Linked DNA regions of Homo sapiens: region 2 is linked to region 1. Evidence: chromatin loops called from intact Hi-C (ENCODE). Cell type or tissue: PC-3. All regions are shown on one strand. Each heading gives the region's core, and the rest is flanking DNA. Links, peaks and the distances in the headings are about the cores only.

Region 1 (15,326 bases), core at 2,772-10,771:
ATCAGCATGACCTTGAGGCTCTGATCATTGGAGGGAGGCAGAGGTCAGCACTAAAGGGTGTCTAATCTCTCGCTGCTCTCCCAGGCCAGGTTCCCACACCCTAAATCTCACAAACCCCTCTTCTATCAAGGTGGAAGTCGATGAGACATGAGAAGACATGCTTGAGACATGATGAGATGTGAACTTTCATGTTTCCAGGAGTGGAAGGAGGGCTCCATTGTTGGGTTGAAGGAAAGACGAGGCTGGGGGATTTTCCTTCTCATGTAGCAAATACTTGGAACCCAGGAGCCCTTTGGTGTAGGGGCAACTGTGGGACTCCTGTGCTCCTGCAGATCTTCCTCTTTGTTATGTTTTGAGGTTGGCTTTTCCATCCCCCTCTCTTTCTTCTTTCTTTTCCCCAACCACTCTATCATACACTACATCTTTCATATGTGTCTCTTAGTGTTCTCTTCTTCCTCCTCTTTGTCTTTTTCCTCCATCATCATTATTAGCAAAAATGAGAGCTGATGGTAAAACTGGTGCCCAGGGAGGGCAAGTGACTCATCCAAGGCCACATAACAGCAACTCTTATTGAGCTCCTACTGTGTACCAGGCACCCTGTCCCTTGGGACTGTCATGCCACTCCTGGCTGGGAGAGTATTTATTCCTATCCTGAACATTCATAGACAGAACCGTGGAGGCAGGGTGAAGGGAGACTTCCAAAGGCCACCCAGGACACTGAGAGCAAATGCTCACAGAGAACTTCTAATCAGCACCTTATAAACTAGAGAAGTTAGGGATTTAGTGATGGAAAAGATAGGGGCAAGGGGTAAGTTGGATCAGTGGGCATGAACTCACTCCACAGTAGAGCCTGAAAAGGAAAGAGGGAGGGAAAATAAAAGGCTACTTTCCATGATCAATAATAAAATTGTAGAAGCCATTCTGCCATATGATCAATGAAGCTCAAACTCTGAATGCCCCTGGAAAGCAGGTGTTGGCTCTTTCAGAAAGGAATGGTTCATTTCATTTGAGGTCCCTACGTCATTTAACAGTCACCCCTTGGTATCATTCCAGAGAAATGTATTGTCCTGGTTCAACTAAATTTCCTTCCTAGACACTGAAAAGTGGCACCTGGCAAAGAATATGCAAACAGCAGGAAGGTGGGGAGGGATGTCCCTGACTCCCTAGGCTCGTGAAATGACCATGGGTGGCATGCTGGTCCTCCCTGAACCTCAGTCATACACAACTCTCCATGGGGAACAGACTCCATGTCACCCTGCTTTTCAGAGGGTACGGGGATCATACTGAAAAGCACTTGGTCTCCCTCAGATGTGAATGTTCCATGGGGTTAGTCATTCCAACTGAGTGCTTATGCAAAAGTATGCAGTTGATCACAGAAGCAGCTAATGGAGATCGATAACATTCTTAGCTTGAAATGAGAAGGCTGCATAGAGTACAGGCCTCATCTGACCTGACAGCTGTTGTGCTGGGTGTAGTTAGTTCAGGACATGAGGCTTCTCTTTAGGTAAAGCTTTTATTAGCAGCGTTGGGAAGTTGATCAAGTAAAAGCATGTGATGCTGCTTGAACCATGAAGCTGTTCCTCATTAAATGTGTGGCTTTGGGTCAGAGTAGCGCCTGATCTACTGACCTGCCCCCAAAAACTTTGGCATAAGGTGAGGGGTAGGGAATTGGAAGGAGAGCTGAATTTGCATAAACCTGCTAGGTCTTATGGGAACTTTAATTAAGGAGTCTTTGAAGCATTCATTAAACTCTTAAATGTCTGGATTGAGAATACCATCTCCACCTCCAGTAAAAGTCAGCCCTTCAACTCCTGGGCAAGCGGTACTCCAGAGATGACAAAGAACTCACCACAACTCTGGGAGAGGGGATGGTAGTTGAAGAATTGTGCCTCAGCTTGGTCAAGATAACAACTCCTAACTAGCCAGAAGAAACTGGGTAACTTCTTTATTGTGCAGCAAGGGACCTGACCTTCAGTAGAAGAACATTAGAGCTATCCAGCCTCAGTTAAAAAACAGCTAAGACTGTTCATAATATTACAAAGGCTGTAGCTATAGATAGTGAAAGGTTATTTGCTTGGAGGGAAAACCTTCTACTTCTTGGAACAGAAAGAGCTGGATCTGGCCTCAACCCTATGGTCAATATCCCAATCCCAGGGACCTGGTAGAGTTGGACTCCCAAAGAAGATGGTGCCGAGGGGATGAGCCTTCTCATCTGTCCATGATTGGGCTGTGACTCCATGCCAGCAACAAAACAGACTCTTGGCCCAAAAGTAAGAGATCTCCATTTCATCAGTCAGCTCTTTCACTGGCTGCCAAATGCTATCTCTGACTATTCAGGGAATCCCACAAAAGGAGTCTCACTTACTGCTAAAGACACAAAGCTAGTGGCGAGGTGTTTGAAAAGGCAGCTTTCCTGGACCTTTCTCATGGACTCAAGCTGCCCCTCCACCTTCCACCATCTCCACTGCTCCCATTCTGCACTCTGCTCGCCAACACCCCTCCCCAGTAGCTGCACAGGAGACTCCAAGCTCCTGTCTGCTGTCCCCATGGGTGTTCTTCTCACACTAACCAGTGCTCCCTCCCTTCCTAGCTCCTTTCTCATTAGCGTAGCACTTGCTTTATCTCTGCTAGCAGGTTTTAAGGGTCTTATGAACAGGACTCCTAACTTGCACTTTTTTCTCCTGCAGAGCTCAGTACCATGCACTGCACATAGTAGGAGCTTAAAAATAGCTTGTTGAATGAAAGATCTGAACAAAGACTTGGAACAAAAGCATCACCTAGCAGGGGCTGGTCCCTTAGTAAGTTGTGTCTGCCTCTTCCAGACAACTCCTTGGCCTATTAACACTACCACCAATAATCAGTGAGTTGATTGTTTGCATTTGTGTAGTGTTCCCCACTGCCCAGCAAACCCTCTCACTTGGTCCTTACAATAATCCTTCTCATCTAAATGTTAACCAAACACAGGGGTGAAAGCTCCTGTCCCCGCAGCAAGTTGACCAGGTGGGATGGCTCTGTGTCCTCCTGGATGACCAAATGGTCAAGGCCCATGTGGGTGTTCAGGAACGCAGGCCCAGCAGCTGCACACAGTGGTAGGAACCGTGAGACCAGGACTGTGTGCAATGAAACAAACAAAGCTTCCTCAGCTTGAGGGCTTTTCTGGTTCCCCATAGGGAGACTGTTAAAAGCTCAACTTCAAACTTTAGGGGACCTCTCAGCCCACATCTGGAGGCCATTTCACATCCAGCTCACATCTCCGGGAAAAGCAGCCTGCATTTCATCCTGCTCCAAGTCCTCCCTTTACTGGTCTGGCCTGCATTCCCTGCTCCTCAGGGTCAGAATGAGAAGCAGGCACATTGACTTGAGTGAACTCATTTGCTCTCCCGGTGCCTCTGCACCTGCTCCCTCCTGGGCTATGAATCCAGCCGTTTCCACAGCAAACAGTCATAAACAGCCGGAAGGGGACCAGGGCTTCAGGTGCAGGAGGAGGAATAGGGAGTAGCTGCAAACACTTTGGCAAGGCCCACTTTCACACAGATGGTTTTAGCCATAAACCGGGGGGAACTGCAAAGCAAGGAGTCGGCCAGGTTACTAACGACAAAGCCTGCAAAGTGCATTAGGCCGAGGCTCAGACAGTGACTCAGAACTTCCTCAGAGTGCTGGGCTCCACCTCACACAAGCTGGGGTGGGAGAGGGGCTGGAGGCTTCAGGGACGTTGGGTGTGCAGATCAGGAAGTTCAGGCGGACAAGACCCTACTTGTGCAAAGACATGGACACCCCAAATTCCCAAGTCCATGCTCTGTTGTGGCATCAGTCCCCTTTCCTAAATTCTACTTAGCAGCATTCCTGAAATGTCTCTAGTTCACCTACTGTGTGCAGGCTTTGTGACTAAGACACAATGTCTGCACTCTTGTTTCCAACCGTGTGGGTGATGGGTGCATGCACAGCTGATGATAAACAGGTCAGATTGTGTCTTGCACTGGGGCAGGGGTACAACATGCAGGGGAAGCACAAAGTGGAGCGGAATGGAGTCATTGGTCTCAGGCCTATGGGACAGGTCCTTGAAGGAGGTGGAAGTGAGGTGACCCTTCATAGGTGGGTAGGATTTGGATAGGCATGGAAGGGATAGCACAGTGCAGTACAGGGAACAGCATCTGCAAGGAAGGGGATGGAATGTGCCAGGCAAGCCATGTCCTGGGAATGGCAAAGAGCCTAGTGTCCTGGAGCGTGGCATGGTTTTGGCCATAAGCAGGGAGGATGGTGCTGGAAATGTACGTAAACCCAGACCAGGGAGGGCCCAAAATGGCAGGAATAAGGAAATTATTGAGAGTATTTTACATGTGAATTAGTTACCAACTTTTATAAATAAAGAGATTTCATAGACAAAGTTGGGTTCTTGCATCTTGTGAAAGTCTAAAAGGTCTGGCAATTTGGGGTCTCCATTCTCTTGCAGCTATACTTAGCTATAGCTGGGCGGTGGCTGCTCCTAAGCAGGACAAGCATCCTCCAATCTGCCCCAGTCCTCCCCATTCCCTGTGGTGGCCCTTTTATCAACTCAACCTGGCCTGCAACCCTTTGGTCATCTACCTGCCCTTCATGGAGTTTGTGGTCTCTACTGTAGACCCTGAGGAGATGCCAGCGATGCCAATGGATGGTGGGAAATTCCTGCCTCATTGTGTTTAGGAAAATATTTTGAGCACAGTGAGAAGTCTGTAGCTTGGAGTCAGTAAGGCCAGTGAGGTGTTCTTGAAAGAGTCCTTGTGGAAAACGAGATATCCAGAAGGCCAAAGCAGGGGAAGCAAGGAAAGGGCAGATTGGGAAGAAATTCAGAAGTGTGACTGGCTTTGATCATGGATTAGGTGAGGAGAGTGAAGAAGAGGGAGAAGGAGCTGAAGTGAACTCCAGGATTTCAAGATTAGGATTCAGAGCAGAAGGTAGAGTCATTCAAGGAGGTAGATGTGCGAGGCAGTGCTAGGCTCTGGAAGGGGATGGTTGGCCCTGCTCTGGCGTGTGCAGTTTGAGGTTCTGGGCAGAGACTGGAGACTCAGATTTGTGATTCTCTGCAGAGATGACATTCATGGGGACAGGTGTGGTCAGAAGGGCCCTGCTAAGGGAGGAGGTGGAAGGGAGCCATGGTTCCTCACTGCTCCACTGGCAAGCTCAGCTCCCACCCTGAGACATTCATCACAGCTTGTGTTGTGAGGATTCCTTTCTGGAGTTGTTTCCTCCCCAAATCTGTATGTAGAAATCCTAACATGGTATTCACTAATGTGAGGGTATGTAGAGGTGGGAGGTGATTAGGTCATAAGGTTGGGGTGGAGCCTTCATGAATGGAATTAGTCCTCTCATAAAGGAGACACCAGCGAAACCCCTCACCCCTTCAGCCATGTGAGGACACAGCGAGGAGATGGCCACCTCTGAGCCAGGAAGTGGTTCCTCAGCCAACACTGAATCTGCCTGGATCTTGGACTTCCCAGACTCCAAAACTGTAAGAAGTAAATGTGTGTCATTTAAGCCACCCAGTCTGTGGCGTTTTTGTTGTAGCAGCCCAAACAGGCTAAGACAATCTTCCTAAGCACATTCTTTACCTGAAAATATGTGTCCTTCAGGGGCACGGCGATGGCCACCACTGCTTCTCAGGCACAGACGGGCAGAGGGTGTGGGCCAGGCTGGGCCTGAGTCACACGGAATAATTTCGTCTCTTGCTCCTCTGAAGCATTCCTGGGGGATGGGGTGGGGTGGGGTGGGGCTGAGTCATTTGAGCCCCTCCAGCAGATGGTGGAGGGCAGTGAGTCACAGCTCTGGTTCTCAATCAGAAGCAGAGTAGAGGCCTGAAGAGAATGCATCTATGGCCAGGTCTGGGATGCCCAGCTTGCTGGTAACTGCCTCTTAAACAATGACAGTTGTGGCTGCCACTGTGGGAAGCTTCACTGTTGAGACTTTCACATGTGTTTCCTCACTGGATCTCAGTTTCTAATTATACCTTCCTTTGTGTGGATATTTAATGGTCGTATCCACACTAGACTGTGTGGGAGCAAGGACTGGCTCTAGTTTTGCTCATTGTCGGATCTTTGGCATTGAATCCATTTAAAATGGAAGACTGAATGAACACATTAATGAATGGCTCCATTTGGTGTTAAATTTTAATATAATGTATGTGTATGTGTAACCTATTTATAAACATTTACATGCTATTTCATACATGGAATAACTTTGGAAAAATAAGAATATACCAGACATGAAAATTGAGCTTGACTCCTAGAAACAGAGGCTGGGGATTCCTGGGTGATAGGAAAATATATTTTCACTTCATGTGTTCCTGTCTCTCCCCCATCATCCTGCTTTTACAATGAGCAAAAAAAGTTTACAGAGTAGATTATACTAATCGCATTGTTCCACAACTCTCTCTTCCACTGAACCCAATATGGGGGGTATCTTTTGTGTCTGTCAGCCTGGCCTTGATTTTGCATCCTTATGGGCTGCTGATCCACATTCCAGCTCTCTTCAAGCCCACTCTCTGTTGGGTGGACTCCACACTTGGGTTTGGGGATGCTGGTTTGCCCCTCACCTCTTGGGTGCTGTATCAATTTCTTGAGGAGGCATGGCCTGCATTACAGCTGGCTGGGATCTGGCTATTCGAAGTGGACGAGGTGGGAAAGTGGCAGAAGTGAGTGCTGTCCTGAGGACCCCAGACAGATGAAAGATGCAGTCCAGGCTGAGTAAGGGGAGAAGTCAGAGTCCAGTAGAGCCAGAAAGCTGTGGGGTGGTGTGCACTGTGTGCTGGATGATCCTGATGGGCAGGCTGGGGCTTCCAAAAAGAGGGAGGACTCTGTCTAGCTAGGCCTCTTGGTCCCTGATGCCAATGATGGATGGTTTTTTTCACAAGCTCTACAAATCCAGAGCCAGTCTTTTCTGCCAGTTTCCCCTCCTGCAGACCTTAGACAGGATCCAGATCTCCCAGCCGTTGTCCAAGGAAGCTGCAGGCAGGAGACAGTGGACGTGCTTGAGAAACTTTAACTTGGGAGTCACAAGACTGGGATACAGTCTTGGCTCTACTAGTTACTCATGCAACCCCTCTGAGCCCTGTTAAATTGAACTAAATTTGGCCTGAGGCTGCCTTCCTACTTTGAGTTCATACATAGCAAACTGCAACTTAACTTTGTATGTAAACAAACTGCAACTTCACTAAGAGTATATTCCTGTAACAAATAGCTGAGTTTCAGCCAGTTAGAGCAGCTGAGCTTCAGCCAATCACAGGCTACCAACTGATCAGATCATGTCCTTATAAGGCAAATGCCCAGCTGTAATCAGTCAAGCGTTCTGTGTGTCACTTCCTTTTTCTATCTGTAAATACTGCCTGCTCACGTTGCCAAGTGTAGCTCTCTGAACCTCTCCTGGTTCTGAGGACTGCCTAATTCATGAATCATTATTTGTTCAAATACACTGCTCAATTTAATTTATCTAATTTTTTTCTCTTACCAGCCCAAATTGACTTCCATTATATCAGGTTTTAGGATATATTCACTTAATAGCATGCAAAGTGGTTTCATATGATTATTTTAATTTTCCTTTCTATGTTTACTCCGCCTGTTTCTTTGTTATTTGTATCTTCTTTTTCATTTCTCAATTTACTCTTTTCAAAGGACCAGCTTTTGGATTTATGTATTGGTACTATGTTTCTCTGTTATCAAATTAATTACTTTGTTTTTATATTTTCCTTCCTGCTGTTTTTCTCTTTCTGAACTGAATCTTATTCACCTGTTTTATTATTTTTTTTTTTTACTGATTTTTCCTCTGAGCACTGCTTTATTTATATCCTCATTGGATTTAACGTGTGTACTTTATTATTTTAATACACACACTTAATTCTATTTGTTTCTATTTTCCCCTTTACCCTAAGAGTAAGGAGTTTATTAATTTAGAAAGGAGTTTATTAATTTTCAGATGAAAAGAATGTTTTTATTATATTGTTATTCATTTTTAATTTTATTACATTTATTGTGACTAGACTATTTATTGAGGTTCTCTTTGTGGCTTAATGTAAGGTTTTCATGAGTGTTTATCTTCACTTGGCATTGAAAAGGTGTGTTCTCTATTATTAGGATACAGTACTTGCCCTGTGATCTTACTAAGGTTGACTATAACTTGACCTATTTCTTTTTGTTTGTTTTCTTGATCTGCCCTAGACTGAGACATAAATTTAAATCTCTTATTATGTGTGTTTATCAATTTCTCCCGATTTTTTCCATAATTCTTACTATATAAAATTTGCTACTGTGTTGACTGCCATGTTCATAATTCTTACATCTGAGTTGTAAATTACAACCCTTGGCATTATAAAGTGTCTTTGTCTTGTATAGTGATTTCTGAACCCTCCCTTTCCTTACATTAACTTCATGAATCTTGATTTTTTTCATCTTGGCATTTACCTAGTGTGACATTGCCCATTCTTTTATTTTCAGCCTTCCTGAATCATTTGGTTTTAGGTATGCCTTTTGCATGGTGCACAGAGTTTGGTTTTGCTCTATGAGTCTATCTGAAATCTTCTTAAGAGGTGAATTTAGCACATTTACATTTATAGATATGACAAATACATTTGTTTAGGGTTTTGTCATATAATTTTTTTTTTTTGAGACAGGGTCTCACTGTTGCCCAGGCTGGAGTGCAGTGGCCCAATCTCAGCTCACTACAGCTTCTGCCTCCCAAATTCAAGCAATTCTCCTGCTTCAGCCTCCCAAGTAGCTGGGATTACAGGTGTGCCCCACCATGCCTAGCTAATTTTTTTTTTTTTTTTTTTTTTTTTTTTTTTTTTTTAGTAGAGACAGGGTTTCACCATGCTGGCCAGGCTGGTCTTGAACTCCTGGTCTCAAGTAACCTGCCTGCCTCAGCTTCCCAAAGTGCTGAGATTACAGGTGTGAGCCACCATGCTTAGCCTTGTCATATAATTTTATATCATGTTTCTTGTTTTTACTTTTAATTTTTACTTATCTTTTAGTTTTTTACCCTGTGGCTTTTATTCTTTTATTTATTCTTTTATTCTTTTTTCCCTTTGTCCTTTTTTTTGTGTGTGTGGTTCTTCTCATGTTAAGAAGGTGAATTGTTGTTGTTTTTCTAGTATTTACCTTTAAGATTAAAGCTTTATGTATGGCCTTAGCTTTCCTTAGGCAGAATATATTAGTTCTTTTCTATAAACAAGAATAAAACTAGCATGCTTCCTTTTCCCTTTCCTCTACCATGCTCTCCTGGTTAATGAAATTATCTTTTTGCATTTATCTTCACCAGGTTAAATATGCACATACTTCTATTGCCTAACCAGTTTTTTTAATTATCACATGTTACAGAGAAGGCAATTAGCAAAACTTACTTTGTTTCCAATATTTTTTACCCCTCTTCTTCACTTAAAATAATTGTATTAACTATATATTGTCAGAACAGATTTTTATATTTTGACTTGTGACTCACATCTCCATTGTTCCTTTCGTTTTTATAGTCCTGCTCTCGAGTTCACAATAAACAGCTTCAAATAATATTATACCATTAAACATGTAGTTTAAGAAGCTCAGCACAGTGTAATCCCATTTCCTCCCTCCCATTCTTTATGCTATTTTTGTCATATATTTTACCTGTTGTAAAGAGACTTTTAAAAGGAACAAAACGTCTTTTCTATTTATCCCCATTTTTACCAGTTCTAGCAATCTTCATTTTTTGTGGAGATCTAAGTTTCCATTTGATATATTCCTTCTGTCTGCAAAAGTTCCTTTACAAGTTTTTATAGTGAAGACCTGCGGGTAATGAATTCTCTCAGGTTTCTTTGCCTGAAAAAGTATTTATTTTGCCTTTGTTTTAAAAAGATATTTTTGCTGGCTATAAAATTATGAACTGACAGGTTTTTGGTTTCCTGCCCCTGCCCTCCCCAGCACTTTAAAGATGTTTTTCTAGCTCTGGTTTGCAGAGATTAAAAATCTGCTATAATTCTAATCTTTTCTCCTGTTTGCATGATTACCCTCCTCTTTGGTTGTTTTCAAGGTTTTATCTTTATCTTTGGGTTTCAGTGGTTTGACCATGATGAGCTTAAGTTTTGTTTTGTTTTTATTTATTCTTGTTGGGGTTTGCTAAGATTCATGGAATTATGGTTTGTTGCTTTGAATTAATTTTGGAAAGTTCTTAGACATTGTATATTCAAATAGTTCTCTTTTCACTCTTTTTTTCTTTTTTTTCTTTTTCTTTTTCTTTTTCTTTTGAAGCCGGATTCTCACTCTGTTGCCCAGGCTGGAGTGTAGTGGCACGATCTCAGTGCACTGCAACCTCTGCCTGCCTGGTTCAAGCAATTCTTCTGCCTCAGCCTCCTGAGTAGCTGGGATTACAGGTACCCACCACCACACTCAGCTAATTTTTGTAGTTTTAGCAGAGACAGAGTTTAACCATGTTGGTCAGGCTGAACTCGAACTCCTGACTTCAGGTGATTCACCTGCCTCGGCCTCCCAAAGTGCTGGGATTACAGGCATGAGCCACTGCGCCTGGCCCTGGCTCTCTTTTTCTTCTGGGATCCCAGTGTTAGATCATTGATATGGATATTGTCCACAGCTTTTGGATGCTCTTCTCAATTGTTATTTTATTGTTTCCATTTTTGCCTCTTTGTGTTTCAATTTGGATAGTTTCCATTGATTGACCTATCTTTAAGTTCACTGTTTCTTTCCTCTGTTACATACAGTCTGCTTAAAAGCCATCAAAGAAATTCTGTATCTTTTTTTTTATTTTTGGCATTTCTATTTGATTCTCTTTTATAATTCTACCTCTGCTGAAATTCTCCATTTGTTCACATACGTTGTCCACCTTTTCCACTAGACCCCTTTCCACCAACTAATCATAATTATTTTAAAGCCCCTGATAGTTCCAGCATCCGTGCTGTCTCTGGGTCTGGTTCTGTGAGTTGTTTTATCTCTTTACAATAGGTTGTTTATTTTCTGGCTTTTTTGTGTGTCTCGTAAATGTGTGTATGAGCGTGTCTTTGTAGTTTTAAAAACTGTGTTCCAAACACTGTGTGTGAATAACAGTAAAGATTGAGGTAACTTGTGTTTATGCCAGGAAGTAGGTATCCCTCTGCATCTGCCAGGCTGTTAGTGTGGGGGGTCGAGTCAATTAAAATCAGTAGCTGTGCTGGGTTTTAGTTTTGTAGTTGTAATAACTTACTTCAGGGCAACACATACTTCAAATTCCTCCAGTGGTGGGTTGCTGCTGTCTTGTATCAGTGTTTCTACTTCCTGCTCAGCTTTCAGGGGGACTTGCATGCCTCCACCACAGAGGGGAGCTCTCTATGTTTTTCTGTTATTGCTCATTACTCAGCACAAGGCTCATACTGGGGGCAGGTGGGGTTCTCCATTTTTCTCATTTACTCTTAGTCTTAGGCAGGCTCCGTGCACCTGGCCCTCATTATTCTTGCTTCTCCCTTTTGTGGCATCTATACCTTGCCTCATGCCTGTGGGGCATCTTAGACAGGGGAGAGCTGCCTGCCTCACTATGGTCCCAACTCCAGTGATATCAGACCTGTGCTTTTTATCAGTGCAGAATCCTGGGACTGAGTGGGTTTCTTGCCACTCACCAGTAGCAGACAAGGAGCAGAAGAGTTTCCAACCCCTCCTCCCATGTCAAATGGCCTTTCCTTTTACCTTCAGCCAGGGAAAGTGATTTTTGCCTGGGCCCTTGATTTCCTGTCCTTCCAGTATCTTAAGGCTTTTTCCTTGTAAAAGAGAAGGGTCTGGGAAGTGGCTGGAGTTTTGTGCCTGTCCTCCAGTGGGAGTGAATTACCCAAGTTTTAAACCTATTGCCATTAAGAAAGGTCATCTTCTTCCCCTATTCTGTTTCAAAAGTACTTGACCGAAGGTCATGGTAAAGAGTTGTGAGTGAGGGCTTCAAGACAGTAACGGAAATTATCCAAAATTAAATAGACAGAGAATAAGGTCTCTACTTTTCAGTGGTACTGGAACAATGGATATGCATTTGCACACAACAAACAAATAAACTTTAATTCATGTATGTCATTATATCTAAAAATTAACTCAAAATGGATCATATACCTAAATGTAATACTTAAAACTATAAAACCTCTAGAAGAAAACATTGGAGAAAATATTTGTAAATTTGAGTTAGGCAAAGACTTTAAAAAATATGACACCAAAAGCACAACCCATGAAAGAAAGAATTAACACACCTGACTTCATCAAAATTAAAAACCTCTGCATTTAAAAAGATACTGTGAAAAGGATGAAAAGAAAAGCCACAGGTTGGAGGAAAGTATCTGCAAAGCAAAGATTTGATAAAGGACTTGTATGCAGAATATATACAACTCTCAAAACTCAATAATAAAACTAAAAACCTAATTTAAAATGGGCAAAAATCTTGAACACACACTTTACCAAAGAAGATAGATAGATGGCAAATAAACACGTGAAAAGATGCTTGGCCGGGCGTGATGGCTCATGCCTGTAATCCTAGCACTTTGGGAGGCCGAGGCAGGTGGATCACGAGGTCAGGAGGTCCAGACCATCCTGGCTAACACAGTGAAACCCCATCTCTACTAAAAATACAAAAAATTAGCGGGGCGTGGTAATGGACGCCTGTAGTCCCAGCTGCTCCGGAGGCTGAGGCAGGAGAATGGCGTGAACCCGGGAGGCGGAGCTTGCAGTGAGCCGAGATTGCACCACTGCACTCCAGCCTCAAAAAAAAAAAAAGAAAAAAAAGAAAAGGAAAGGAAAGATGCTCAACATCATCAGTAGTTAGGTAAATGCAAATTAAAATCACTATTTTATAAATGCAAAGTAAAGTCATTGCAGTGAAATTAAAATCATTGCAGTGAAATACCATTACACATCTATTAGAAAAGAGAAAATTAAAAAGACTGACCCTACCAAGTTTTAGTAAAAATGTGGAAGAAAGTAGAACTCTTATACACAGCTTATGGGAATATGAAATAGTATAACCACTTTGGGAAACAGCTTGACAATTTCTTCAGATGTTAAGCATATCTCTTATGTGACTTTGCCATTGCACTCCCAAGTATTTACCAAGAGAAATGAAAACATATGTCTGTAACAAAGACTTGTACACAAATGTGCATAACAGTTTTATCTGTAATAAATGCCCATTAACAAGTGAGCGGATACACACATTAAAGAATATCTACATAATAGAACACTGCTCAGCAATAAAAACGAATGAACATGGCCAACCACAAAGTAATTATGCTGAATGTAAGAAGCTAAACAATATCGAGTACATATTTCATAATTACATATATCTGAAATTCTAGAAAATACCAGCTAATCTATAGTGATAGAAAACAGATCAGTGTTTGCTCAGGGATGGAGCCTGGGGAGGGAAGGAAGGAGAAATCACAATAGGGAATAGGAAAGCCTCAGGAGAATGATAGATATGTTCATTATCTTGGTTGTGCTGATGGCTCCATGGGTTTATACATATGTCAAAACTTATCAAATTGTATACTTTAAATCTGTGCAGTTTATTGTATGTCAATCATATCTCAATAAACTTTGAAAAAACAAAACTAAGTTAAATTAAAAAGCAATATATAGAGAAACCAACATGCCTTTGCTAGAAATGAATCTGAATTTATTAATCATCTCAATAAATGTAAATGGACTAAACTTTCTAGTTTAAATAGAAATTGTTGGACTGTTTGAAACAAGGAAACAACAGTCTGTTATATTTTGTTGACAAGAGACATATAAAAAACTTAAGGACTCCAAAAAACATACTAAAAAGCCCAAGAACTCCAAAGGGTAAAAGGATGGAAAAATATATACCAATGAAACGCTAACAAAAAGAAATCTTATCTAGCTATAGCACTACAAGAAAAGATAGACATAGCCTAAGTGCACGTAAAAGAGGAATTGAGAAATCTGAATTCACAGCGAGTTCCTTTAGCACTTCAGCATATCTCATCATTGTTAAATCATTAAACTCCTGTAAGGATATTGGGGAATGAACAGCACCAGTAACAAACTTGATTTAAACAGATGCATGAAGAATTTCGTATTCACCAATTAGAAAATACACATTTTTTCTCAAATTCCCTTATAACAAATTATAGCATTCTCCATTTGTCTGTCTGTCTGTCTATCTATCTGTCCCATCCATCCATCCATTCATATATCCATTTATCTATACGGAAAATTTACAAAAATTATCTATGAATGAGGCAAACAAGTCTCAACCACTTTCTTAAGATCAGTATCATACCAACCATATTCTCTGGCCACAACAAAATTAAATTAGAAATCAGTGATAAAAAATAACACAAATCTCCTCACACATTTTTAAATTAACACACACACACACACACACACACCTCTAGTAAGTCATGGATTAAAAAATTATAATGGAAAGTACAAAATTCTTAGAACTGAACTAAGTAAAAATATTATGGTTAAAAAAAGGTGTGGAATCCAGCTAAGGTGGAAATGACAGAGATATGTAGTATTGATATTAACAAGTTAGGAAGACAAAAAATTAATATGCTAATATCCAACCTAAGAACAAGAAAAGGAACCACAGTGTAAATCCAAATAGAGAGTACAGGGAAGGAAACTATGGCATTAAGAGCAGAAATGAATACAATGAAATTAAAATGTACATTAGAGAAAATCAGTCAAGCCCACAGCTGGTTATCTGAACAGATGAATAAGGTGGAAAAGTCTCCAGTAAGACTTATCAAGGAAAAAAAAGGAGGAGGCATGAATAAACAATATTAAAAAAACACAAAAATGTAGAGTTTCTTAAAACACAAGATAAGTATGGACAATTTTATGGGAATAAATTTAACTTTTAGGCAAAATAGACATCTTGGAGAAAATATTAAAAATATTATTCAAGGAGAAATATAAAATCTGAATATACATTTAAATAAATTAAATAATTACCTAATAAAAGTAAGAAGAAACTCTCACCAGATGGCTTAATAGGCTAGTCATTCTCTCTCCTTTCCCCTATAAAATTTCAGGACTAGATATACACTTTTAAAAATATAAACTGTCCTAGAGATGAGAAACAGATGAGATTAGCTCCTTAAATTAACTCATTTAATAAAGTTAGCAAAACCATCCTGAAAACAAGAAAACATAAAATTATAGTTAAACATCACTTACGAACCTGAGTGCAAAAATCTTAAACAAATTATGATATAAAGAAACTAATTAATGTATAAAAGAAATTCTTCATCACCAAGGTTAGCCCAGGATTGTAAAGATGAGTTAACATTAGATTATCTATTCATTCACTACATGAATGGATGAAAGAGAAAATGTATGTATTAC
Region 2 (15,326 bases), core at 4,841-12,840, 390 kb before region 1:
TTGATTTCCTGATTGCTAATTAGAGGGCACTTTTCCTGCCCAAGGTCACTTGGGCTGGCGCCAGCAATGGGGCCACTTGCCTGCAGAGTTTTTCCTCCCCCGATCTCTTGCACAAGGTGGTATTTAAAAAATCACTCATGCCAAGACCTTCAGGTCTGAATGCACCACCTCTCCCAGGGGGACTCTCATCTTAAAAGAAGGCCCCAGCAGTTCTTACCCAAAGGATTGTCCCAGGCAGGGCCTGTGCAGAAAGCCCCAGCAGCCTTACAAGCCTCTCCTTTGGCTACGGTAGGCTATGACCCCAGGCCCTGTGCTGACCCAAAAGCACTTCCCGCTGTTCTCCAAACCTTTCTCTCCAGACCAAAGACACAGGCTCCCCATGGTTCCCCAGCACTGCCAGCTGGTACATGCTCCCACACACCAGTGAAGGGTGTGGAAGGCAGAGCTACATCAGATGTTACCGTATTAGGCCATTCTTGCATTGCTGTAAAGAAATACCTGAGACTGGATAATTTATAAAGCAACGAAATTTTAATTGGCTCACGGTTCTGCAGGCTGTACAGGCATGGTGCTGATATCTGCTTGGCTTCTGTGGAGGCCTCAGGGAGCTTTCACTCTTGGCAGAAGGCAAAGCAGAAGCTTGCACGTCACGTGGTGAAAGAGAAGCGAGAGAAAGCAAGGGGATGGGAGAGGTGCCACACACTTAACCTGATCTTGCAGGAACTCACTCACTATGGCGAGGACAGCACCAAGCCATTAGGGATCCGCCCCTGTGACCTCCCACTAGGCCCCGCCTCCAACACTGGGGATTACATTTCAACATGGGATTTGGGCGGGGACAAATATCCAACTCTATCATTTACTTGACTACAACAAAGCGTGTTGAGGATTAGCAGCCAGCTCTGACACATAGGAACTAGGGTCCCCTGTTTGCTTCTGACCTCACAGTTTGCTGGTTAATCATCTAGTTTCAGCCTGGTTCTCAACCTCCCTTGCCTATCCTAAGAGCACCCACGTCCCTCAAGAATGAACAATATTCACAAGGACTTTCCACTCGACAGTTTACAAAGCTCAGTTCTTATCTTCCATCCACCTACACAGCATTTCTTAACCTCGGGTTCCTAGAATTTAGGGGTGCATGTGACATTGGATGGGACAAAAATTACATCTATATTTTAGTTAATTACTAAGTGAAATTCAGCATTTCCTGTTTGTAGGAATGCAGGCAACAAACCGCAGTGGTGTCAGCAGCACCTGCAATTTGTCACGAATAAAAAATCACAAGTATTTTCATTTTCACAGTACACTTGTTGCAGGTATCATGAAATATCATTTGTAGCCATGGCTACCTCAAAATTATAGCTGCTGCTGGATCTCATTAGGTAAAGCTTTAATAAAGAAGGATATTTCTGACTTTTTCTTTTTTTTTTTACAAATGTGTTTCTAAAATTCTTTTTGATGGCTGTATGTCAGCAGACTTTATTTTCTTTGCAACTCTCTGTATTTTATGTTATGCATTTAAAGCATTATTCTGAGAAGGGAATTAAAACTTCTTCAAGCTGCCAAAAAGATCCTCAGCCCAAAAAAGATTAAGATTAAATTGCCCGAGGAGATGATGCTCCAGCCCCGAGTAGAGCTACAGTAGTGTGCAACCCCAAGGAAAATTCACTCTTACCCCTAAAGAGCTCAAAGCCAGATAGAAATATCCAGAAGCAAAGAAACACTGCACACTAGCCTAATGGGTGCTGTGAAGGCAGAGACTGTATGGGCAGATGGCATGACTGGGAAAGCCTGGGAGGGCTGGAGTAGGATCTGGAGGGCGGAGAAACAGGGGGCCACTGCCTCGTTTCAGACCCTTGGTGGATTCACAGCCAACCCCTGGCCAGAGAGGAGACAGCCCATCCACCTACACCGACATGGGCTGCCCCGGAACAGCTTGTTGGCCCTGGGTGGGAGTAGCTTCCCCTAGGCCTGCTCCATTCCCTCCCCAGCAATCCAAATGCCACCCACAGCCCTGGGCCTGGGAGCAGGGGGATGAACTGTCCCCATTTACCTTGGCCTAGAGGTTTCATGGGACACAGAAATTTGAGTGCTAAGAAGGGGGAAAGTCCCAGGGCAAACCGGTACAGGCTGTCCAAACTCCACCCCTTTCACCTAGGACTAATTCAACTGCCTGGAATTTGGGTCAAGTTAGTCCCATAGCACATTCTCTATCTGAGTTTCCATTTCTGTTCCCATCTGTCTCTCTCTGGCTGTCACTCTCTCACCTTCTACCCAATTTCTGCTTTAGCTCCCAAGCTTAGCAATGTCCTCAGCTCCTGTCTCCCAGTACTCTTGAGAGATAGGACTAGCTGGATTTCCTAGGCCGACTAAGAATCCCTAAACCTAGCTGGGAAGGTGACCACATCCACCTTTAGACACAGGGCTTGCAACTTAGCTCACACCAGACCAGTCAGGTAGTAAAGAGAGCTCACTAAAATGGTAATTAGGCAAAAACAGGAGGTAAAGAAATAGCCAATCATCTATTGCCTGAGAGCACAGCAGGAGGGACAATGATTGGGATGTAAACCCAGGCATTCGAGCCAGCAACGGCTACCCTCTTTGGGTCCCCTCCCCTTGTATGGGAGCTCTGTTTTCACTCTATTAAATCTTGCAACTGCACACTCTTCTGGTCCGTGTTTGTTACGGCTCGAGCTGAACTTCATCCACCACTGCTGTTTGCCGCCGTTGCAGACCCGCCGCTGACTTCCATCCCTCTGGATCTAGCAGGGTGTCCGCTGTGCTCCTGATCCAGCAAGGAACCCACTGCCACTCCCAATAGGGCTGAAGGCTTGCCATTGTCCCTGCACGGCTAAGTGCCCAGGTTTGTCCTAATCGAGCTGAACACTAGTCACTGGGTCCCATTGTTTTCTTCCGTGACCCACCACTTCTAATAGAGCTATAACACTCACCACATGGCCCAAGATTCCATTCCTTGGAATCCATGAGGCCAAGAACCCCAGGTCAGAGAACACGAGGCTTGCTGCCATCTTGGAAGTGGCTCACCGCCATCTTGGAAGCCACCTGCCACCATCTTAGGAGATCTGGGAGCAAGGACCCCCGGTAACACTCTAAGGACCTGGCTTTCTCCTGGGGGCCTGTTGAGCACTACTCATTCTTTGTTGATAATTGAAGTATAAATTACAGAAAGTGCTCAATTGTAGGGGACTAGGTCAGCTTACATTTGTACACCCATAAAACCACTACCCAGGTCAAGATACAGAACGCTGTCACACCCCAGAAGGCTCCCTAGTATCCCTCACTGTCAACCACTCCTCCAAAGGGTGACCACTGTTCTGTCCTCATCACATAGCTGAGTCTGAACTTCATGTGAATGGAAGCAGGCCTCCATGTCTCTTACGAGTGCATCCCACGGAAGCTGCAAATGATTCCACTTCAGCAGGATCACGGAGCAGAATTGGGCCAGAAAAGGCAGGGGAAACAGGATGTTTGGGCTGGAGGAAATAAATAGCCTCACGTTTAAGTGAGGACACTGAGGGCTCAGAGGACAGTTTGTTGACTTGTTCCTTATTTGACTAGCATTAACTGGGCTCAGGGACACATAGCAAGTTGGGGGAGGCAAATTTGAGATTAGAACTCAGAATCCCAGGACAACCTCCTTCCTTTTATCTTAAAGGTGCCCTTAGAACAAAAACCAGGGCTGGCTTGCCCTGGCTGGGAGGTTTTTGCTATTCTCCATTTCTTCTGCTCCTCCCCCTGCCAGATGCCCCTTAGGCCTGAGACAGCTACACAGGAGTGGTTCCCAATCCTCGCTGTGCATTCAAATCACTGGGGAACTTTAGAAAAATCTCGGTGCCCAAGCCTCAGCCCAGACCAGTGAAATCCCTAACTGTGGGAGTGAGACACAGGCATCCGTATTTTTAAAACTCTTTGGGTGATTTTGCTCTCCTCTACCAAGTTTGTAAAGCAGAAACACTTCTCAAACTGCAATGCATGTGACTCTTACAGGGCTCTGGTTAAAATGCAGATTCTGGCCGGGCATGGTGGCTCACGCCTGTAATCCCAGCACTTTGGGAGGCCAAGGCGGGCGGATCACGAGGTCAGGAGATTGAGACCATCCTGGCTAACATGATGAAACCCTGTCTCTACTAAAAATACCAACAACAACAACAAAAAAATTAGCTGGGCATAGTGGTGGGTGCCTGTAGTCCCAGCTACTCAGGAGGCTGAGGCAGGAGAATGGCGTGAACCCGGGAGGTGGAGCTTGCAGTGAGCCAAGATTGCGCCACTGCACTCCAGCCTGGGCGAGAGAGCGAGACTCCGTCTCAAAAAAAAAAAAAAAAATGCAGATTCTGATTCTGGGTGGAGCCTGAGAGTCTGCACTCCTAACAAGGTGCTGGGACGCCAATGCCTCTGCTTCACAAACTACACTTTGAGAGCAAAGCTACAGAGGCCTCCTGTCCCTTTCTTCCTGCACCCCAATTCTTCTTCATATAAATAGACTTTGCAATGATTTATTTTTCAGTTTGTCTTTTAAACGTACAGTTTCCACATCACCCGAATAATTATAGATTTACCCACCCTTACCAGAAAGGGTATGATGATGTATCATGTGCCTTCTACATGCAAAATGTTGTCATCAACTGCTTTGAGGAGTTACAGCCCCTGTTCAATGATGAGAAACAGTAGCTCAGGGCCCCTGGTGTTAGTGGCAGTTCTTGCTGCAAGGCTCCAAGGCTCTTCTAAGGTACCTGCTCCTCTTCACCTGACTCTCTCTTTAAATTTGTGATTATTAAGCTTGTGAATCTGATTCACATTTTAGTTTGGAGGTCCAAACTTCACCTAGTTTTTAATATACACTGAAAAAGATCCTCCCATTTTTCTAATCTCTACCTCAGATCTCTTTTTCATTTCTGCTTTCCCTAATTCCTTGCCCCGCCCAGTCCAATCTTCACCAAGACTTCCTTCCCCAAAGCCCTTCTATCTCTCACCACTGTTACTTTCCCACCCTCGGCTGGCCTCATCGCCATACACCCAGACTGTGTCAGGGGCTCTCACTAAGTGGATTCGAGAGAGCAGTGCAGCTAGGACACCCTTAAACAGCCCCTACGGAACCACCCCAGTCCTGGCTTACTTCTTTGTCCTTTATCCAATGCCAGCAGTGAGATTTGGACTATAGGATCCTGTCCTGGGAGTCCCCACAGTAGTCTTTGGGTTGCTATTGCCGAATGCCACCACAGAGAATTTCCCCGCAGAGTGAAGGCTGTGCTCTGGCATCGCTGCAATGGTTAGTTTTGTGCATCAACTCGACCGGGCTAAGGAATGCCCAGGTGGTTGATAAAATACTATTTCTGGGTGTGTTTGCAAGGGTATTTCTGGAAGAGATCAGCATTTGGATTGGTGAATTGGTGGACTGATGCCTTCCCCAATGGAGATCACATCATCCTATCCACTGAGGGCCCAAACGGAACAAAAAGGTGGAAGAAGGATTAATTCTCTCTCTCTGCCTGAGCTGGGACATCAGGCTTCCCCAACCCTCGGATACTGGTACTCCTGGTTCTCAGGCTTTCAGACTCACACCTGGACTCTACACCTTCAGCCTCCTGGGTTTTAGGCCTTCAGGCTTGAGCTGAAATACACCGCTGAATTACGCCTGTTTCCCTAGCTTGTAGATGGCAGACTGTGGGACTTTTGGGCTTCCATAACCACATGAGCCAATTTTTATAGTAATCTGCTCGTGTATGTGTGTGTGTGTGTGTGTGTATAAAATTGCCTAATTTGTTCTGTTTCTCTGGAGAACTCGAATACAATTGTGATGTCAATCTAAAGAGCTGCACTCCTGTCCCCTCACCTAGAGGAGGACAGAGACATCAATAACACACAGCTCCCAAGCCGGTTTTGCCCATCGTCATTCCCTTGCAGGTCTGTTAACCAGCACCAAGGTGATGGGTAGAGCAGGTTCTCTGTGGCAGCCTGCATCACTGCAGCTGGTGCCGAGGAACTACCCGTGGCTCTACCACATTGGCACAGCCAGGCATACAAGATCGCTGTCCTTACAGGGCCAGTAGGGCCAGCGAGGTCAGCTCTCTGATGAGAGGCAGCCTTGTGTGGTAGTGAGAGAACAGATTTTGGAAATAGACAGATCTGGGTTGAAATCTCAATTCCCCCACCACCCACTATCTGACCATGTGACTTAATTCTTTGTGCTTCAGTTTCCTCATCTGTAAATGGGGAGGAGGCAATAACTCATTAGGAGAATTATTGCAAAGATCAGGTATGAGTATGTATTCAAGTTTACCCCTTCTCTGCTATTTTGAGCATGACATGAAATGACGCTTGTGGAAAGCATTCATTAGCACAGCACCTGGACCAGTATGTGGTGAGAAGGTGCTCACCAGATATTGCCTTCTCTCCCTTTCTTGATGACCATCTTTCTGATGCCAAACAAATCACTTCTCTGCCCTAACCTTCATCCTAGGTAACAAAGGACTGTTGGGTAAGGCAAAGGGTCAAGCCAGAGCTCACAGGTTTCCAGTTCTCCCTATGGCCACCCTTCCCAGACAGCCCCCTCTGACCTTTTGCATCCTGCACCTTTGCTAGAATTCCTGGGATCAAGAAACCTCCAACCTCAGGCTTGGAGCAGTTAACCCAGGTGTTGGGGGTGAGGGAGAGAAAAATGTTGAAATGTGAACTGGTTCACGATGACCCCAGCTCACAAGCTGCATGGATAATCACTGTTTATCAACTCACTGGAAAAAATGACTACAATTACATTTCACACATCAACAAAAGGAAAAAATAAAGCCCCATTGGAATGTCTGAGTCATTCTTCAGAGCCTTTAAATTACCCATTCATTATGACCCTTCTCCTCATCACGTACCCTCCCTTGCAGGGACCGGCGAGCTGCCATCTGCCTGTTGCTTGCCAGCCTGGCCAAAAGACTCTGCAGATCAACCAAGACTCTGTTTGGGGGCTTACAGTAGACCACAAGGAGCTATTAAAGGGATCAGCAAGGCCTGGAGGGTCTCTTCTAGGAGCAATTGTTTCAGACTCTTTTCTGAATTGTTGACTTGGGTGTGTCATTTACACACACATACCAAAATCTGGCTGAGTGAGGAGGAGTCATGGTCAACAAGGAGATTTTGCTGTCACTTGGGGCCAGCATTTTTGCACAGATGTGAAACAACAGCTTCATGGTCATAGTTTGTTCAAAAATGAATCACTTCATTTAGGAGAAGAGGTAGGAGGGTTCAGCGGTAACCCCCGACCCCTGCCCCACGGAAACACTGCACCTTGTCTGCCACCAGATGTGTGTGGTTCATTATCTGGTTTGGCCAATCTATATGTCCCCTGAAAACTAGGAATGATCACATCTTAAATTCACAGGAACAGTGGTTTTAAAGCAGTTTGGGGGTCTCAAAGATTCCCTTTGAGAATCTGATGGAAACTATGGATTTTCTCTCTGCAAATACCAACATAGGCTTACAAATTCCAGGGAGTCCATAGGCTCCCATGAGAGGCAGGGCATCCCCAAAACTCAGCTAGCACTAGACAGACTTTTTTTTTTTTTTTTTTTTTGAGACGGAGTCTCGCTCTCTTGCCCAGGCTGGAGGGCAATGGCGCGATCTCTGCTCACTGCAAGCTCTGCCTCCCTGGTTCACGCCATTCTCCTGCATCAGCCTCCCGAGTAGCTGGGACTACAGGCGTGCGCCACCTCACCCGGCTAATTTTTTGTATTTTTAGTAGAGGCGGGGTTTCACCATGTTAGCCAGGATGGTCTCGATCTCCTGACCTTGTGATCCGCCTGCCTTGGCCTCCCAAAGTGCTGGGATTACAGGCGTCAGCCACCGCACCCGGCCTGACAGACTTGTTACTGAAGAAACCCTGGAGTGAATTTGTTTATAAAGGGCCCTTTGGTCCCGGGGGTCCCCCCACCCCATCACCTCTTCTGTGGTTTTTTAAGACTTCATCTTTGAAAGTAGGATTTGCTCAGTGGAAAAAGAAGTAGCTCAGACACTGAGACCTACAGGTCCCTGTCCCAGGTCAAAATGAAGCTCCCCTTTCAGTTTATTCAGAGATCAGAACATTCTTTCCAAACCAGGAAATTGGATCAGGCCAACGTCAGTACAAAGTGCACTGTCAGGGCCTGGTGGGTAACTTGGCCTCTCGTGGGTCACTCCTTATGCTACCAATACCAGGACTATCTTAGATGTCTCGGCCAAAACCATAATCTCTGGCCCCCAAAGAGAATGCTGTCAGACAGCAAGGAATGACAGGTTTCCAGGAAGTGTACGCCCTGTGCCACCCAGAGCTTCAAGAATCTTGGCTATCGTCCATTCATCAACTTGGTCATCAAATCTGCAGGCCATAGTGGGTGGTGAGCAACAAGTCTGGGCTGGAGAAGGCTGTGTTTACATAGCAGTTTTATGCCTGCCAATCTGTCTGTGAACTTTGGAAGACTTATTCACCACAGCAATATGGTAATTGTCAATGGGGACAATAAAGATTTCTTACGTCTGTGTGCCTTTTTACCCTATATAAAGCGCTTATGCCGATAAGGCATTCTCTTTTTTTATTGTGGAAAATATACATACAATTTACCATTTTAACTATTTTTAAGTGTAAAATTTGGTGACATTAAGTACATTCACAACTTGTGCAACTGTCACCCCTATCCATTTTCAGAACTTTTGCATCATTCCAAACAGAAGCTCAATTACTTTCTGTTTCTCTGAATTTGCCTAACATAGGTAACTCACATATGTGAAATCATACAATATTTGGACTTTCGAGTACGGTTCATTTCATTTAGTGTAATGTGTTTGGGCTTATTCATGTTGTGGCATGTATCAGAATTTCATTCTTCCCTATGGCTGAATAATATTCCATTGTATGTAGAGATTACATTGTGTTTGTCTATTCGTCTGTCAATGGACATTTGGGTCATTTCCACCTTTTGGCTGTGGTGAATAGTGCTGCTGTGCACATTGGTGTCTGGTATCTGTCTGAGTTTCTACTTTTTATTCTTTTCAGTAGATATCTATGAGTGGAATTGCTGGATCTTGTGGTAATTTTATTATATTTTCTTTTTTTTTGTTTTTTGAGACAGAGTCTCGCTCTGTTGCCCAGGCTGGAGTGCAGTGGTGCGATCTTGGCTCACTGCAAGCTCTGCCTCCCGGGTTCACACCATTCTCCAGCCTCAGCCTCCCAAGTAGCTAGGACTACAGGTGCCCGCCACCATGCCCGGCTAATTTTTTGTATTTTTAGTAGAGATGGGGTTTCACCGTGTTAGCCAGGATGGTCTCAATCTCCTGACCTCATGATCCACCCGCCTCGGCCTCCCAAAGTGCTGGGATTATAGGCATGAGCCACCGTGCCTGGCCCAATTTTATTATATTTTCTTATTTATATGGTGATAAACAACTCCTACTTTATTATAACCATTTTAAACATAAAGAATTTGAAGCTCAGAAAAGTGCAGGAAATGAATTCCCTCAATGAAGTTTGCTAACTTAGAGATTCCTGTGCCCAGGGTTGGGACTAGGGTGAGGCAAGTGAAACACCTAGTGTGGAAACAACAGGAGGACTCCCTCTCAGGTTTGGGTGACCCCTTGCCATGGTGAATTTGTCTACCAGCTGCAGTAGCAGTGCCAGGACCCATGATAGTTTTAGAGCCTATGAAAATGTTTTAAGGTATTTTATAATCAGAAAAAAGAAATCAAATCCAGCTTGAATTATTTGTCTCTATATCAATGCAGTTCTAAAATATAATTTTGTGTGTGTATGTATAGGTATTTTTTAGATAGAGGAAGGAATCTACAAAGGCAAAAGTGCCTAGGGCCCCCAAAAGTCATAATGGTTTCTGCCCTGAAAATGAGCATCCTATGAAGAATGAGGTACCCAGGGCACATGATTTAAAGAGGCTTTCATTTTTAGGTTCCTGCAAGTACTGAGCCTGCACTGTCATGATCCCCAGAGTGAATGCCTCCTTAAATGCTATGAGCCAGGTGCCTGGCTTGCCTTACCCTAGGCCCAGCCCCACCTGCCTCCTTATCAGGCTGGACTGCTACTCCTGGCACACTGGGCAAAATCATCTTGGGCCACAGATTCCTCCCTTGGCAGCATGCTTTGCATGTCTAAGGCAAGGAGGCTAGGGGAAGTTCAGTTTAGTCATAAAAAAAGCTAGGTGTTTGCCCACTGGGGCGCCCAGGAGAGGCCTCAGTGAACCCCTCCCCAATCAGCCTGCAGTAGTAACACTTACACCACTCACGCCGTCTCATCGAGTTTGCCACATCTGTAGTTGTTCTTATTTTACTAGAAAGTCCTATTTGTAGTCATTCCCAAAGCATTAGCTAATTCTGCAACCCATCAGGATCAGATGAGGAAAGATTTCCTTTCTAAAGGTCTTCCTCTGGATTCAGAATCTTTCTTATATTTTCATCCCTTCAGAGCACCCTGCTCACCACCTCCTCTTGCTTCTCTGCACCCACAGACTTCACGGGGTGCAGTCCTTTCATATTCACTCCTGCAAGGAGATGGCATTTGGAGAGACAAGATATACTTTACTTACTAAATAATTCATTCAGCAAATCTTCATAGAGTACCTACTAAATGCTCAGGCGCTGGGATACAGACGTGCACAGAACAATCCAAAATCCCTGCCTTTGTGGAGCTTACATTCTAGGAGGGATTACATTGCTTACATTGCTGTCACTTGGGGCCAGCATTTTTGCACAGATGTGAAATAACAGCTTCATGGTCATAGTTTGTTCAAAAATGAGCAAATAATAAAAATGTTAGAGCAATAATAAAAAATAAAGAAGTAAGTGACAAAATTTATAATGGGCCTGATAGGGATAGGTAATGGAGAAATAAAGCAGAGGATAGGGGATGCTGGGTGGGGCTGGGAAGTGCAATTTTGGATCAGGTGGTCAGAGGAGGTCCCATGGAGAAGATTGCATTTTAGTAAAGACCTGAAGGGTGTGAGAGAATAAGCCCTGTGGATGTCTGGGACATGCATTCCACGTGCCTGGCCAGGGCACATCACTGCTGTGTTCCTGTGGGTTGATTCCTCTTACAGCACCAAACAGTCTCACAGAGTGAAGTTTCTACCCACCTCATGCCTTAAAAATCACACATGACTCCAAAGAGTCTATGGGATGAAACTCAAATCTCTCCATTTGGCACACATGGTTCTTCACAACCTGACCACAACCTCAGCCCACTCTCCACACAGGATGGCAGGCAGCCTGAGACAGCCCCTGGTGATTCCCACCACTTGGTATTCATGTCCTTGTATAATCCCCTCCTCTGGAGAGTCACTGTGCCTGGTGATTTGCTTCTGCCATGTAAGTAAGGCGAAAACCATGGGATATCAATTCTGAGATTAGATTGAAAAGAAATCATGGCTTCCGTCTTGCACACCCTCCCTCACCCTTCTTTGCTCTGAGAAAAGCCAGCTCCCATGTTGTGAGCTGCTCTATAGAGAGGCCAATGAGGCAAGGAACCCAAGGGGACCTCAGGTCAAAAGTTGGAGAGGAGCTGAGGCCTCAGCCCAATAGCCTGTGGGAAACTTAATCCTAGCAATAACAACATGGGTGAGCTTAGAAGTGGACCTTCCCCTGGTTGAGCCTTCAGATGGGACCCCAGCCCTGGCTGGCACTCTGACTGCACTCTGACCTTGTGATAGACTTTGAAGCAAAGGCACCCAGCTAAGCTGTGCCCAAATTCCTGACCCAAAACTGAGATAATAAACATTTGTAATTTTAACAAGTTTTGGGATAACCTACTATACAGCAATAAATAATTAATACAATACAACCTCACTAAGTGCCAGAAAACCACTCCAGAGTTTAGCACCACTCTAAATTCTTGACCAGCATTTCCTCCAGGGCTGTCATCCAGCCTCACATTCTATTGTGCTTCTCTGGCCACCCAACTCTTCATCTCTCCCCAACAAATATAGTAGATCACACCAACTCTCTTCAAATTTCCAGCCCTCTGACTACCCACCCTTAGAGACTCCTCCCCAGCACTCTCCCCTCAATCCCAGGAGATGACATCACCAAGAATATGAAAGTTATCAGATGAGAAGTCTCTTAACCTCTCAGCTCGAAAGAGACAAAGTTATCCATGTTTGGATGCAACCACTCATGTCTCCCTCCTGTTGCAGTAGAGGACTAGTCCTTCAAGCTGATCCCAGTTCCTCCTCCAGCAACTGGATCCCATCCCATCTCTTTACATTGTCAAGGATCCCTCCTTTCTTCTGTATCTTCAACCCCTTCCTCTCCTTTCCAACAATCTTTCAAGTTACTCAGTTCTCTCCCATCTTAACAAACATTTCCTTGATCCCAGAATCCCCTCCTGCAACTGCCACCCACTCTGACTTCCTCTGTAACCAACCTCTTGCTGTGTCCTCTGCATTTCCTCCCTTTGCAGCCACTCCAGTCTGGCTTTTGCCCTAATCACTCCACCTGTCTCCAAAATCATCAATGTCCTAGAGGCTGCTAATCAAATAAACATGTTTCACACCTCAGGTCGTTTGACTTTCAGGACCATTTGAAGCATTAACCGCTCTGGGCTTCAAGACTCTCCTGGCCTCCCCTTTATAGACCCTGTTGCCAACTCCTCTCCTCTACCCAACCTCTACTACTAGGGTATCTCAGACTAGGTCCTAGGCCCTCTTCTACCCTCCCACCCCTTCCATCCAACCCTACGTAGAGTTTCCTTTTGCTAGGCATTCCCATTCACAACTCAAATAATATCTCTGCATCTGCATCTTTAACTCTCAAATTTATACCCCTGATCCAGACATCTTTGAGCTATAGATTTTTTTTTTCTTTTTTTCCTTTTTTGAGACAGAGTCTCGCTCTGTCACCTGGGCTGGAGGGTAGTGGCACGATCTCAGCTCACTGCAACCTCCTCTTCCTGGGTTCAAGCGATTCTCCTGCCTCAGCCTCCCTATTACTGGGATTACAGGCGCATGCCACCATGCCCAGCACATTTTTGTATTTTTAGTAGAGACAAGGTTTCACCATGTTGGTCAGGCTGGTCTCGAACTCCTGACCTCAGGTGATCCACCCGCCTCAGCCTCCCAAAATGCTGGGATTACAGGAGTGAGAGCCACTGTGCTAGGCTTGAGTTCCAGATCTATATATTCAACTGCCTGCTATCCACTTAGACGGCTCATAAGTACCTTAGATCCAATATGTCCAAATTTGAATTCATGTCATGCACCTCACAGTTGGTATTTCTCCATTGTTTTATTTCTCAGAGAATTGCCCAAAACCAAAATCTGGCAGTTCATGGTTACTACTATCCATTCTGCTCCTAAAAGCATCCAGCATTTGCTTTCTTCTGCAACACCACTTCTTTAGGCCAAGCTACCATCCTCTATGACCTGTAGTAAAGCAAAGTCACCATTCTTCTTCTTCTTCTCCTCTTTCTCTTTCTCTTCCTTTTTTCTTCTTTTTCTTCTCCTCCTCCTTTTTCTCCTACCCCTTCTCCTTTTTTCCCTTCTTTTTCTTTAAAGCAATGTCCTTCTAACTGAAGGCTTTTCAACCCTGGATATACATTTAAGATGCCTGCAGATGGCCGGGCGCAGTGGCTCACACCTGTAATCCCAATACTTTGGGAGGCCGAGGCAGGCGGATCACGAGGTCAGGAGATCGAGACCATCCTGGCTAACACGGTGAAACCCCGTCTCTACTAAAAATACACACACACAAAAATTAGCTGGGCGTGGTGGCTGGTGCCTGTAGTCCCAGCTACTCAGGATGCTGAGGCAGGAAAATGGCGTGAACCCGGGAGGCGGAGCTTGCAGTGAGTCGAGATCGCGCCACTGCACTCCAACCTGGGCGACAGAGCGAGACTCCGTCTCAAAAAAAAAAAAAAATGCCTGCAGAACTTTAAAAAATTACCAATACCCAAGGTTTATCCCAAACCAAGTAAAGCAGAGTCTCTGGGAGCGGGCTCCAATCACCCTTATTACAAGCTCCCCAGGTAATTCTAATTTGCTGCTTAGATTACGAATCACTGCTCTAATCGGCCTCAACACATCCATTCTCGCTCCACTCCATTTTCCATGCAACAGCCAGAGGGGTCTTCTTCATAAGGCAAATTTCATTGCATCCCTCCCCTTGCTCTTAGAATAAAGCTCAAAGCCTTCTGGCCCTCCAGCATCCCCCGCTGCCTGCCTCCTGGAAGTCTGGCTGCTCTATGGAATCTGAACTACTTTCAGATACTCTGGACTCTGTGTCCCTTCTACATCAGGCCCATCCACGTGCTGTTTTCTCTTACTGGAATGCCTTGCCTGACTAATCCCACTCATCCCTCAGGAGGCAGCTCATCTATCTCCTCCTCAGGCATAACTCTCCTGATCCTCAGATCAAACGGGCTCCTCTCACCCCATTCATGCTTCTATAGCTCCTTCTTCTTCCCCTCCACAGGCATGGGACTATTGTCAATATACAATTACCTATGTGATTTTTGTTTGTTTAATTTCCCTTTTCCACTAGAAAGAGGTAAGAATTATGTTTGCCTTGTTCTTTTCTGCATTCCTGCAACCTAACCTAACCCAATTACCTGGAACGTAGTAGGTATTTAACAACATTTTATGGAATGAGAATGAACACACACACATTCCTCCAACCCCACAGCGTGGCATATTTTTCCTTCTTCTTGGAATGCACCAACCCTGTCTACAGCCTCTCCGTGTTTCCCCTTGTCAAACTCCTACTTATCCTTCATGACCTAGTTTAAAAAGCTCTTCTCCACAATTCCTTCCTGGCTCTCTCAGGCAGAGCTCATCTCTCCTCCTCTGGGAGCTGATAGTATGCCTCCTCTCTTGGTATTTTAGTTACTTGTTTGTGAACTGCCTTCCTGCTGCTGCTGGACTTCATGATCATCCTTCTTCTAGAGTTCATAACTTATTTACTGGACGAATGCACAAAAAAATGAATCAATGGGGATCCCATCACTCTCAAGTCAAGCTGTTTTCCTGGGGGAGCTGGACCCTGCTTTTAAGCTCCAATATGGAACCACCAAATTGTTCAAAGGCCAGCAGGCCAGACATTGGGGATCTCATTGTAACTCTGAAGTATTAGACATACATACGATTGCCCCACAACACACGAGCTAAACTCTTGGGTCACACACAAAGTCCTTGTGCTGCACCCCTCAGGCTGACCAGAGCTTTTTTTTTTACTGGGCCTCTGAAAACAGGTCTGGAGGAGTTTTTTGATGCAGGCTGTTGGGTGGGCTTCTAGAGTGGGGAAGGCCATGGGACTCTTTGCTCCAGGGGCAGTGCGGGGACAGAAAGGAATGC

The links. Hi-C counts contacts between places; a loop is a spot of excess contacts. Peaks named below come from ENCODE experiments on the same cell type or tissue, not always from the same donor. Only the 100,000 strongest peaks of a DNase experiment are listed, where the experiment ranks them.
Region 2: it touches region 1 in a loop (2.5-fold over the local background); 2 of 110 quality-filtered maps call a loop at or near these places.

Annotation. Positions count from the first base shown.
Region 1 is chr2:30,659,414-30,674,739 of GRCh38, forward strand. No RefSeq gene overlaps it. Among named protein-coding and RNA genes, the nearest start is that of CAPN13, 140 kb to the right of the region's middle. In PC-3, for the core only: no CTCF peak of the experiment used is centred there; DNase peaks (open chromatin) are centred at 5,738 and 7,248; H3K4me3 peaks cover 1,485 bases; H3K27ac peaks cover 5,607 bases.
Region 2 is chr2:30,266,559-30,281,884 of GRCh38, forward strand. No RefSeq gene overlaps it. Among named protein-coding and RNA genes, the nearest start is that of LBH, 43 kb to the left of the region's middle. RefSeq lists enhancers at 1-46, 47-661. In PC-3, for the core only: no CTCF peak of the experiment used is centred there; DNase peaks (open chromatin) are centred at 6,853, 7,123 and 8,343; H3K4me3 peaks cover 1,166 bases; H3K27ac peaks cover 2,567 bases.